Regions from separate parts of the Homo sapiens genome. Here region 2 is linked to region 1. A link is a contact called in ENCODE Hi-C data. All regions are on one chromosome and are shown on one strand. Each heading gives the region's core, a stretch centred on a gene start or an enhancer-like site at or near the end of the contact. The rest is flanking DNA. Distances are from core to core; before and after follow the strand shown. Region 1 holds the start of MYLK (myosin light chain kinase). Region 2 overlaps KALRN (kalirin RhoGEF kinase).

Evidence for each region. Hi-C counts contacts between places; a loop is a spot of excess contacts on that map. Pooled maps may share reads with other maps.
Region 2: a pooled map shows a loop between it and region 1 (8-fold over the local background). The contact joins the enhancer-like site here to the promoter of MYLK in region 1. A Hi-C loop is called at or near these places in 2 of 168 maps with a recorded cell type or tissue (GM12878 and HCT116), 3 of 37 single-sample maps with no recorded cell type and 13 of 50 pooled maps.

What each region holds. Positions count from the first base shown.
Region 1 is chr3:123,882,677-123,885,896 of GRCh38, forward strand. MYLK (myosin light chain kinase) reads right to left here and starts at 1,656. Exons shown (of 34, transcript NM_053025.4): 1 at 1,530-1,656. It also overlaps a transcript of CCDC14 not described here. RefSeq lists a silencer at 1,536-1,695.
Region 2 is chr3:124,074,328-124,077,547 of GRCh38, forward strand. The region is part of intron 1 of KALRN (kalirin RhoGEF kinase); the gene reads left to right. Among named protein-coding and RNA genes, the nearest start is that of KALRN, 43 kb to the left of the region's middle. Within about 2 kb of position 1,589, at least 3 of the 41 ENCODE cell types and tissues checked have a DNase peak (open chromatin) inside an H3K27ac peak, as active enhancers do.

The DNA of each region.
Region 1 (3,220 bases), core at 406-2,905:
GCTACCCAATCCAGCATCCAGAGTCCAACCACTCCGGACCCAGGACCAACTGCTCAGGTTCCTCCCAGACCCAAGGCTCCTGGCCCACTGAGAGTGGGAGAAAAAGGGGTAACCTCACTCTGGGCAGGAAGGAAAATTCCATGCTGCCCTAGAGCACTGTGGTGCCAGCAGCATCATCCTCCACAGTCCCACAGTGTGCAGGCGGGGAAGAGACTAAGAGAATCACGGAAGAGAGAAGGAGGTCAAGAATTTAAGAGAAAAGAAAACAGTTCTATTAGAACCCTAAATGCCTTGTAGGAACCTAGTAAAGTCACCAGATGCACCTACACTTCTCCCAGAGACTTGCATTGTTGATTCCTGATTCTTTGAAGTGTGGGCGGGGTTCCCCAAATGGTCCTCCTAAGCCCACCATCTGGAAATAATTTATTGATAAGTGCATTTTGACAAAAAGTATTCCATTCAGGTGGAGAAGAACACAGCCTCTCTTGGAAGGGGGATGCAGCTCCAGGGCAGGCTCTCAAAGGCTGTGGGGTGGGCGGGTCATTGCATATACTCTGGTCTTTGCACTTGGGGAGAGGAGGGATGGTAAAAACCAACGGCCTGAGGTCTGGCATCATGCCCACTGCCCAGGTGTTTCCCTACACCCACCCAGCTCCCTGAATCACAACAGCTAATTTTACTCCCTCTAGACTCTAGTAGAGCTGGGTCTTCTCCTTCTGGCTACGAAATAGAAAGTGCCCCGCACCCCAACACACACACCCCAATCTAAAAAAAATATATATCCTTGAAACCATTTCCCCATCAGCCCATCTTCACATCTGCAATGCCACTCCTAGAAATTCAGTCCTTTGGGTCTTGAAGGGTTTTAGTTCCATAAGTTCCAGGGAGGGGTCTACCTCAACCATTGACAACTCACATCTCCTGAGAAGTTTATCCAAAACTTTCCAACTGCAATCATCGGCGAACAAGGTCCCTCAACAATGGGACCCCAGTTAACGCGAAGGAGGCAGAGCGAGGTAAGGAGCTTAAATGAGGAGTATGGAGTAGGAACAAGTCTGCAAAGCCCGCGCCCCAGCTTCGCCTGGGATGGCCAGGTCTGGCACTCGCGGGCCGCCTTCCCCGCCCTACCTTCCCGGAATCACATTTGGGCTGGAAGGACCTTCACGTGGCACCCCCTTCCCAGAGGCCGTCACCGAGTCCTCTAGCGAGGGTCTGGGAGCTGGGAGAAGGGTCCGCTTCTCCTCCGCCCCTCAAATCAAAGGCACCCCCTTCGGATGATTCCTAGAAAGGCAATCGCATCAGTGTCCCCAAGCACTTCATCTCCCCAAAAGAAAACTCGTGCAGCCTGGCGTCACTGGGGTCGTCTCCTTACGCCCCTGACTCCTCGCCGCACCCCGGGGCCCCTCTCCATTAGGGGAGTCGGGAGGCACAGACGGTGGGGGTCCCAGCCCCCACCCAGAACTCCCACCCTCGGAGCCTTGACTTCCAGGGCCCGCGCCTGGACAAAAGCATGGGGCGGGCTCACTCACCCGCGCGGCGAAGGCGGCCCGGGAGCCGGGGCACCGGCGCTCGGCGGGGCGCCCCGGCCGCAGGCGCACAGCGCGGGCTCCGAGCTCGCTCAGCGCCCTGCTGCCGACCGGGCGGCGCGGGGAGCCCGCGAGGCGCGTCCGGGACTGGGCAGGGCGGGGCGGGGCGGGGCGGGGCGGGGGTGAGCGAACCGGCGAGAGAGAGAGCAAGTGGGAGAGCGGAGAGCGGACGCGCGCTGAGGAGAGCGAGTGAGAGCGCGGCGCTACGGGGTCAGGACTCAAACCACCCGCTCCAGCCCCCATGCACTGATTTGCATGACATTTGCATAGCGCTCGGGGAGTGGACCTGCTGCCCTTCCCGCCACGCCCACCCGCCTTCTGCCTCGGAGTCCGGAGCGGAGAATCCGCAGCCAAACCTAGCGCCAGACCCGGGCCCCCCTCGCACTTATCCTGCACCGCCCCAGTTAACTCCTCGCAGGCGGCGGTCAGCGGGCTGGTACTGTCTTGGTGCGTGTCTTAGTCCTACACTGGGAGACCTAGGCCTTAGGTCGGGGTCTGATGCTAGCTTCGTGAGCGTGCATGAGACACTGGCTGCCTCTGGGCCTCAGTTTTCTAATCTGTAAAATGAAGATGTCAGCGGAACCATGGGGCTAAAGTTTTAGTGCTGGAAGGTTGTCTATGTAGTTTTTTTCAGACATCCTCCAGTGGTGCAACTCAGCCCCATGGTTCCTCTGACATCCTCCCTTTGTGTGTGTTAAGAATCTCTCATTGGTTTGGAAGATACCTACAAAGTTCTTTAAATTAAAAAAGGGGAAAGGGGAGGGGGGGGAGGGGAGGGGGAGGAGGTGTTTCTGGTTTTGGCTTGCTTTATATTTAGTTTGCACCCAATATGAAATATTTTATAGCTTCTGATCTCTTCACTTGGACCTTCTTTTGTTTTTTTTAAAAAAACTGTTTACTGCAGGTTAAGGAGTGTTTTTAAAAATTTTTTAATTGTAAAATAAAACATAAATACAGAAAACCACAAAAAACAAATATATAGATATATAGACTAGTGAATTATTATAAAGGGAACATCCTTGTAATCACCACCTGGATCAAGAAATAGAACTCTGCCAGCCACCCCAGGAGCCTCTCCATGTGCCCTACCTCAATGACAACCCCCTTTCTCCCTCCTCCCAAAAGTAACCACTAACCTGACTTTCATGTAGTCACTTCTGCTGCTTTTGTTTTTCTTGGTATCTTCCAAGGGTGCACCTTACCCCTCCCCCCACTCTTTTTTTTTTTAATTTGATTTGCCTTTTCAGTCTTTTCCTTACAATTATTTGTTAAATAACTTAAGCCCTTGATCTGTGAGGTTTTCCAGAGTCTGGGGGTTGCACATTCATGAGGCAATTCAGCATGTTTCTCTGTCCTCTGTATTGACAGCAAGTTGGCAGCTGATCCAGGGTCTTCCTCAGACTGAAGTTTGATGTCTTTTGTAAGATTATAGATGGTTGTGTGTTCTTTTCTTCAAGAGGTACATGATCATGATGTCTGGTGTTTGCTCTTTTTTGAGGTTAACAGCCGTCGATGCTCAATTCCTAGATTCATTAATTAATTGAAGTTTGCAAAATCATGGTATTCTAATAATTTTGTTTTCATTTATTAGTTCATAAGTGGATAAGGAGATGCTTCCTCTCATCTACTATTTG
Region 2 (3,220 bases), core at 339-2,838, 190 kb after region 1:
TGAATGGGCACTGTCATGAAGAAGGAAGGGCAGGGCCATGGCAGGCCTGACTGGTCAGGGTTTAACCAAATTCAGTGGACAATCTCTATGATAGTCTAGTCAGAAGCATTTTCTGTGAGTTAAATCTGCATTTGTTGCTGTTTTCCAGGCATACGTAAGTTTTGGAGCCCACAATCACAAGGTCCAGAGAATGGAGCCCAGAATTTATCTTATCTGGAGAGAGGAGACTAAGGAACTATTATGAAGTAGATCCATCCCTCACACTGAAACTCAGTCACCTCTTCTACATCAACTCTTAGAACCTGGAAAGACTGTCCTATCATTTCTCTTGATCAGCGTTTCTTTCTCCTGCCTGGAAAAGTGTAGCTCCATAGAGTACCTCACGTTAGCTCCCTCCTACAGATTATAAGAATGTTATATAAGACAAGTTCTAGTGTCATGATGGCTTATGAACCCCACTTTTAAACTTTCTTTAATTTGGAGACATGTCAGTATATTTTTTCATTTTGTTTCTGGCCTCCAAGTAGTTTACTGAAAAAGTGTTTTTCCTGTTGCATTGTTATTCAATTTTAAAAAGCTTTTTACTATAGTATCTTGGAAATTTTATGTAAATTAAATTTATGTAAATGGACAGATTTTTATTAGTTCGCATTCATATTTACTCTCTGAAAAACTATTACAAACAAGCTTTGCTTTTGTAAGAGCCATACTGTCTTTTTCTTTGATAGATCATGCTTGCTTGCATGCTCAGTAGTCCTATTCTTAAGCTATGTCCTGCCTACTTTCCTGGTATGAAAATTAGAATTCTCCCTGGATCCTTTCATATGAATGGAGGCTACATGGGCACTCTGCCAGTTCTAGAGCATGAGTGACTTTGTAATCAGAGGTTACACATTTTGGGCAGCCTCGCCACAATTTCACCCTTGAATTCCTTTAGGACTCCCAGGTGGGTGCCATATGGTTCTGGTGATTTATTTACACTTCATTTGTCAGTCGGGTTCTCATGCCCTCACTGCAGTTTCAACCCTGACCTCGCTCCTGTCCATCAAGGAGGGCAAGTTGGGAAGGATTTTCATTCTTGAGGACACCACTTGTACTAAGAGTATCATCAACTGGTTCCACTGATTTGGCCCCATTGGAACAAAATAACCTTTGGGGTTGACCTTGGCATTGGCATCTCTCAGGTTTATTTTTGGTCTGATTAGTTTCCTGGTTGTTGTTCCATTTTTATGAGCCATTTCTTTCTCCAGGTTCTCTGTGAAATCTCTATCTGGTCATGCAGGGATGTTTGCTTTCTTGAGGGTCTGCTATTTTAGGTGCTGGCTTCACCCCATCTATCCTGGAATTCTAATACTGTATTTAAAAATAATAGACTGTGACTTTATAAAGTTTTCCTTTTGACGTCCCCTTAATAATCTCGCTCTCTTTCTCTGAAATTTGGCATTCGGGTTTGGGGTGCAGCTTGAGGCAGGAGCAGCACAAGCTGTAGAGAGGGAGTATTGTGCATTCTTACCAAGAGGCCTTTTGGCAATGCAGATGCGGAGCTGAGCATGCTGTCTGAGTCAGGGCAAACTCTGTTTCTGAGGCTTGTGCTCTGAGTCAGGATCTGCACCAAGGACGGCCCAAGGTCGCCAGCCTTGTGAGTATACCCCTGTCTCTGCGTGTGGCCTATGTGCAGGCTTCCTTCCACACGCCATCTCGCTACTGGCCTGACGTGCTTCCTGCGATGAGGCCAGAATCTCTGCAGGACAGACTAAGAGAATGGGCTGAAGTGGCAGCAGGAGAAACTAATTTTGCTGGAAAGTTTCTAAGGAGCCCAATTGGGAAGCTCAAGGAGAAGGTGAAACCTCTTTGGAGATATTTAGAATATCTATCTGTGTGAGCAGGAGATGCAGACCCAAGGGAAGCAAGGGCAGCTAGGGTGGGGGGATAGGAAGGGAGTTCCTAAAGCTTCTAGGCTGAAGCTTCTGCTGATCAGGATCATTTCTCCACTCCAGCAGCAAGTGCCTGACCAGAGTTGTTAAGCTAATTGTTAAATTAGAGTGGCTGGGGAAGCAAATTGCTTCATGATGGGGCTTCTCTGACTGTGTCCAAGGCTGATGTCATCTGGCCTTGTGCCTTGTTGAGGGTGTGGTGTGGGGCGGTGGGCAGGCCTGACACACGTGTTAATGAACCTTCATCCGCTGTAGCAAGCCCTTGCTCCTCGGAGGAGCCCGCATCTTCCATTGAGGGAAAATCACTCCCAACTCCTCTGTGCTTCTGTTTAATGTCCCCAACTCCTGAGTCTTGCAATGATGATATTTTAGATCATTTTCTCTAGAGGTTGTGAACTCAGTTCCCTACAGGGGCCAGACCATTAGCATAAAAGATCATAATGACCCATGTATAGATGATGAGTGGCAGCAATCAGGGACAGTAGGGGTGGTGGGGACTGTGGCAAACTGGAGGGTGGTGTCCCAGCAGCCACTCAGCCCCAGCTGATTGATGCCATGTAGGAATGTGGGCTCCATGTTGCCAGACCTTCCTGCTTCAAGAACAGCGGCAAATATGCACTTTCTTTGTGAAGTGGCCCAGTTTTTAAATGTTGAAGCTAATTAAAAGACATTGTGTTGGTCAGAGTCCATTCACAAGATGAGTTTGTCCTGTGTGCCCCTAGTTTGCAGCTTCTGATTCTGGTTCAAACTCCTCGGTTTACAGATTAGGAAACAGATCCAGAGAAGTTAAGCTTCTGGTCCAAGGTTACAGGGAGTCAGTGAAGGAGTCAGAATCACTACCTGTGGCCTCTAACTCCTGTCTGCTGCTATTCCACTTCTTGGTGCTGGTTTGGGACCAGACATTGTCTGCGCTGGGTCAGGCTGGCCAGAGGAGAGTAGACCTGGGTGGACATGGTTGTGTGATGTCTCATGTCGCATTATTATCCCTCTGCTTTTGTGAGTTGCTGAGCTCAGATGCCCCAGATGGGTGGGAAGGCTCAGGGAAGTCAGGAAGCTTTTGCAGGTAGCAGCAATGCTTAGGGAGAGGAAAAGAGTGGAGAGGATTTAGGCTGCCCCCTGGTTTGGGGCTCCTGAGGACTTAAGGCCATTCATTCCTACTCTTCATTCCTACTCTTTCCCATGCCATGCACATATGCAGGGCCACTCATTCATTCCTACTCTTTCCCATGGCATGCACATATGCAGGGCCACTTCCAAATCCGCATCCTTCCAGTCATTCAGGTGCA